Regions from separate parts of the Homo sapiens genome. Here region 2 is linked to region 1. Evidence: chromatin loops called from intact Hi-C (ENCODE). Cell type or tissue: mammary epithelial cell. All regions are shown on one strand. Each heading gives the region's core, and the rest is flanking DNA. Links, peaks and the distances in the headings are about the cores only.

Region 1 (2,926 bases), core at 246-2,745:
TCCATCTTCTAGACGCTCCACTCAGAGGAACCGAGAAACTTGAGCTTGCACTTCTAGAGCACTGCAGGTCTCCCCAGGAACCCTCAGGAATAACCACCTTCTCCCCAGCCTTGACCATGAAGGAAAGTTCAGTGGGATGAACCCCAACAGGAAGGCAGGGGGCAGAAAAAAGAGAGAGAAAGTCTGGGAGAAGTTCTTCCAGACACACAGCTCAGCTGACTCTGAGTGAGATTATTAAAACCAATGAGAAAGAATGGAAATCACTGGCACCACCCTTTGGGCCAGCTGTCTTGAAAGCGTGCTCCATAGACCAGTGTCTGTCTTTGCACTGCATGTTGAGTGTGTGTGAAAAGTACAGACATTGAAAGTAACCGTTTAGAAACAATTAAAGCAATCGGACAGAGTAATTCTCTGTCTATTGAATCTAATAATAAAAACCTGGGACCTGTATTTTGTATGTCTTCATTTTTTTTCTAGAAATCCCTTGATCTTATTTGACAAAAAATATAGATTCGGTACAGATCGTGGGGAAATCCCAGGTCCTCCCTCCCAGACTATTTGAGAAGCACTGTTTAAGACTAATGTTTGTAGTGAAGTCACAGTGAGAGCATGTTCTTTCTGATGCAAACACACCCACCTCCTGCCCTCGTGTCCTGCAGGCTGACCTGAGAGCCAGCTGCATAGCTCAAGCCACAAAGGAACCTAGTTTTTGGAAAGGGTGAGTATGAAAATAATACAAGGTAAAGAAAAGAATGTTACTTAAGATCTACTTATTATCTAAATCCTGCCCCCTTTTCTTAAAGACTGGAAAGACAAAGAAAAATTGGATATGTTTAGAAGTAAATTACCTCCCAGGCAGCAAGAGAGATTTAGAGGCTGGAGGTAAAGTATCTCTTTCTTAAAGTTCAAAGAGTGTGACAAAAAGGTAGATATAGAGACAGATGAGAAAAAGAGAACAGAGAATGAAAGAGCTCAAAGCAGCCCTGTATTAGTTTGCTGGGGTTACCATAACAAAATACTACAGACCAGTGGCTTCAACAACAGACGTATTTTCTCACAGTTCTGGAGGCTGGAAGTCCAAGATCAAGGTGTCGGCAGGGTTGGTTTCTCCTGGGGTCTCTCTGCCTGCCTTGCAGACAGACAGCTGCCTGCCTTGCAGACAGACAGCTGCCTTCCCTCCCTGTCCTGACCAGGTCTCTGTTGTTTGTCTTAATTTCTTCTTTTAAGGAAACCTGTCATATTAGATTAAGTCCTAACCATAAGACCTTCTTCTACCTTAATTACCTCTTTAGAGGCCCTATCCCCAAATACAGTTCCATTAGAGGTTAGGGCTTCAACATGTGAATTTTGGCGGAAGGGGACACAACTCGGTCCTTGACAGGACTCAGACTTCAAGGACACTCAGGGTTGTGCTCAGCGTGGACTCCAGGGGGCAGCAGAGATTTGCAGCCGGCCTGGGCAGAGGGCAAGGCCACACTCCAGGCCCGCTGTCGCGTGCCCTCGCCCTCAACGTTCCCTCTCGGATTTTCAGGAATTTCATTTCACGTCCTTGTTCCCTCCTATGTAACTGACAACGCAGAATCCGCAGGATGTGAGGAGTGGACCCCTTATTAACTCCAGTTCCCAAAATCACAAAAATATGGAACCAAAATGAGCTGCAATTGACAAAGCAGGATATTATACAGAGAAAACTCCTGAAAGCATGGCTAGAGATAAAGTAGCTGAGGTCTATATAACTTGCTCGTAAATTAAGGTGTTTTTAACATTTTAAAATTAATTTAGTTAATTAATTAATTTATTATTATTATTTTTGTGTGTGCGTGAGACGGTGTCTTGCTCTGGTGCCCAGGCTGGAGTGCAGTGGCACCATCTCGGCTCACTGCAACCTCTGCCTCCCGGGTTCAAGATTCTCCCACCTCAGCCTCCAGAGTAGCTGGGATTACAGGTGCCTGCTACCACACCCAGCTAATTTTTTGTATTTTTAGTAGAGACAGGGTTTCATTGTGTGTGTGTGTGCGTGTGTTTCTTTTTTTTTCTTTTTTCTTTTTTTTTTTTCTTTTTTTAGGAGTCTTGTTCTGTCTCCCAGGCTGGAGCAGAGTGGCACAATCTCAGCTCACTGCAAGCTCCGCCTCCCAGGTTCAAGTGATTCTTCGGCTTTAGCCTTCCGAGTAGCTGGGATTACAGGTGTGCACCACCACGCTGGGCTAATTTTTGTATTTTTAGTAGAGACAGGGTTTCACCATGTTGGCCAGGCTGGTCTCGAACTCCTGACCTTGTGATCCTCCCACCTCAGCCTCCCAAAGTGCTGGGATTACAGGAATGAGCCACTGCGCCTGGCTCAGTGTTTCGTTTTTAATTGACAGATAATATGTACATTTATGGGGGACACTGTGATTTTTTGATGCATGTATACAATGTGAAATGATTAAACCAAGCTAATTAACGTATCCATCACCTGACTTATTATTATTATTATTATTATTATTATTATTATTTTGGTGGTGAGACACTAGAAATTTACTCTCTTAGCAATTTGGTTTCTCAAAAAACAAAAAATAGAATGACCACGTGATCCAGCAATTTCATATATGGGTACATATCCACAGCAATTGAAATCGACATGCCCAGAGATATCTGCACTCCCGTATTTACTGCCGCAGTATCCACAATAGCCAGGATTTGGAAGCCACCTAAGTGTCCATCAACAGGTGAATGGATAGGAAAATGTACACTAGTGCATATACACAATGGAGTACTATTCAGCCACAAATGAAGCTTACAAGGTCACTGTAGCAGATGCTGCCAACGGCCTGGCCATGGTCCTGAGCCCTGATGTTGTGAAGCACACAAGCCCAAAGCTCCGAGGGCTTTCCTTGGTCAAGAGCCAGCTCTGTCTGCTGGCAGGGGAGGGTAGAAGTTCCGCTCC
Region 2 (2,926 bases), core at 287-2,786, 200 kb after region 1:
TGGAAAAGGAAAAATTCATTTACCTTCTTGACTTGTGCCCACTCTACTAATTTTATAGTTTTTATAATAAAAGCCACAGCCTTTACTGAATTTTTACTCTAGGCCAGACACTCAATTAAGAGCATAGACTCTAGAGTGAGACTGCCTGATTTCCACCAATCTGCTTAATAACTATGTAACCTCTCTGTGCTTCAGTTTCCTGAAATGAGGGTACTAGTCATGCCCACTGCATAGTATTATTTTGGGAGTAAAATTGGATAATTGTGCTCTGAATAAGTGTAGCACAGGGTGAGAAAAATTCGTGGGAAACCACAGGAAGTACCGAACAGCCAGAAGAATGAGCTGAAGGATTTCAAGGCTGTTAAGGAGCATCTGATTTCTATTCTCCAGGTATTAGTCAGCTCAGGCTGCCATAACAAAATACCACTGACTGAATGGCTTAAACAACAGAAGCTGATTTTTTCACAGTTTTGAAGTCCAAGGTTAAGGTGTCAGCAGATTAGGTTTGGGTGAAGGCTCTCTTCCTGGCTTGCAGAGACTGCCTTCTTGCTGTGTCCCCACATGGCCTTTCTCACCATGTGTGTGTGCTTGGGAAGGGGAGAGCGTCAGTTCTCCCTTGTCTCTTTATAAGAACATCAATTCTATGAGATCAAAGCCCTGATCTTATGACCTCATTTATCCTTAAATACCTCCTAAAGACCCTGTCTCCAGATATATTCACATTGGGAATTAGGCTTCAACGTATACATTTGTGGGACCATAATTCAGCCCACAGCACCCTACTACCACCCCAGGAGGCAAATATATAGCATCCTCTAAGCCGAGATGATTTCTCTAGTATCTTCTAATGAGTGTCAGTTAAAAATTATTACCAAGTGGCTAGATTCACCTTTGTATCACCAAAATACTTATTTCAAAGTATTTGCCATTTCTGTAGGTGCCGGTGTGTTGCAAAAATAAGGTACAAACACCCTGGGAGTCAGTCTTTCTGTATACTGAGAGGTGTATCATTATGTAGATATACAGTTCTGATATCTTCATGAATTATACATGACAGCTTTATGTTATTTTACATTTCTAACTAAATAGATATTATCTAATACTCATTTAACAAATGTCTGTTTGTCCTGCTGTATGCTAGGCACTGCTTGTAGCCATGAATACTACAGCAAAAAGCTTAGCAGAGACAAGGCTCTGCCTTCATGGCATATAGACTATAGCAGGGGACATGTGTTTAGTAAGTAACAGACAAAGAAATACATAGCACAATGTCTATGTGCTGTGAAGAAAACACAGAAAGCTATGGTAATTGTTGAGGAAAGCAGTTTGGTGGGTTGGAGTGCTATTTTAGAAAAGTGATAGGAGAGCATGGGCATTCGTCAGGGAAATATTTGAGAAAAGAACATTTTCTGGACAGAGGGATGAAATACCAAATACAGAGGCCCCATACCTGGGATATTCTTGACAAGTAGTATAAGGGTGACACCCCCTGGTTCTGGGGTTATATTGCCTGGAAATGCTCAATAAATGTTAAATATTGCTGTTATTAATGTGAATAAGGTCCAGATTTAACTGCAATACACATTTTCCTGTCTGTCCCAAATATGCTTTTTTGTTTGAGGCTAAGTTGTTACAGGGATTAGGTTGCCACCCCTCCCCTTTTAAAATCAAGATAACTGTTAAAATTTCTGAGTCAGTTTTCAGTTTATGCACACTAATGGAGTAATGGGTTGCTGAGTTTTCAACCCAAGTACAGTACTCTTAATGGAAAGAAGGTTGACCCCGACAAAGAGAGTGTGTATAGGTCCTTCCAAAAAGAACACTTCTTTGTAATCTTTTCGTTTTCTTCTAAAGCTTCATGCCAGTTTTGTATTCTTTTAGAGAATATATTTGTGCCTATTTTAATATTGGAATAATGTTTCAAATGGTGGTTTGGGGAGCTGTGTCGTGTCTGTCTTGTGGATTTGAATACCCTTGCCCCCAGGCACACTCCTGGCTTGCACCAGTATGAGAAGCCCTGGACTAGAGCCATGTGGCGTATGTTCTGGCTTACATTCAGCAGCAGGCTAATGTTACCCAAGGGCATTAGGGTGTGGGCTGGGTGGTTTTACTGTTCAGTATCCTGTAAAGCAAAACACAAATGTTCAACTTCCTTCCATAAATTATATATAAAATAAAAACCACGAAAATGCTGTTTTCTTCCCAGAATGAGCAATATGAAGTGAAGCATGAGAAAATCCAATCTCCTGTCAGAAATGAACAGTGAAATTCATCATTCTGTCACTGTCAGAAGAGAATCACCAGATAGAAGGTGTAGCAACAAGCACTGTCCCCACACCATGTTTATTTGGCTTTGGAATTCATAATGAGACACTCATTTTTGCAGACTAATTTTCTTTTTAAATTATGTTTTATTGAAATAATATTAAAATTAACTTAGCAGTTTCTGAGTATTTATCAATAATGGGTGTAGGTGACTCAAGCATGGCCTTGGGTCAGAAGAAAGCCAAACTCTTTGACATTTTGCCAGAAAAAAAACTGCATCAGTGATGGCGTCGATGTGGCCCCTGTACTCTTGATTTGCATTCCAGTCATGGCATCTGCTTTCTCATACTCCTTCTCAACAGCTTCTGCAGTAAGTCATTACTAATTGATGAGAATTGCCAAGAGATGAAACTCATTTGTCAACTCTGTCCTGTTAAGTATAGATGAACCCTGTTTGGATAATTAGAAACGTGCTATAAAGTAGTGAACATTTTTAAAGTTTCATGTGTTTTTAATAATATACAAACATTTTTTGGCTGGGCATGGTGACTCATGCCTGTAATCCCAGCACTTTGGGAGGCTGAGGAGGGTGGATCGCTTGAGCTCACAAGTTCAAATCCAGCCTGGGCAATATGGCAAACCCCATGTCTACAAAAAATGC

What was found. Hi-C counts contacts between places; a loop is a spot of excess contacts. Peaks named below come from ENCODE experiments on the same cell type or tissue, not always from the same donor. Only the 100,000 strongest peaks of a DNase experiment are listed, where the experiment ranks them.
Region 2: a loop joins it to region 1, with 5 times the contacts of the local background. A loop is called at or near these places in 4 of 110 quality-filtered maps.

Annotation. Positions count from the first base shown.
Region 1 is chr4:182,936,863-182,939,788 of GRCh38, forward strand. LOC105377577 (a long non-coding RNA gene) reads left to right here and starts at 563. Exons shown (of 3, transcript XR_939536.3): 1 at 563-718. In mammary epithelial cell, for the core only: a CTCF peak has its summit at 1,432 (motif pointing right); no DNase peak of the experiment used is centred there.
Region 2 is chr4:183,140,727-183,143,652 of GRCh38, forward strand. All of the region lies in intron 1 of WWC2 (WW and C2 domain containing 2), which reads left to right. Among named protein-coding and RNA genes, the nearest start is that of WWC2, 43 kb to the left of the region's middle. In mammary epithelial cell, for the core only: a CTCF peak has its summit at 1,497; DNase peaks (open chromatin) are centred at 365 and 2,045; H3K27ac peaks cover 652 bases.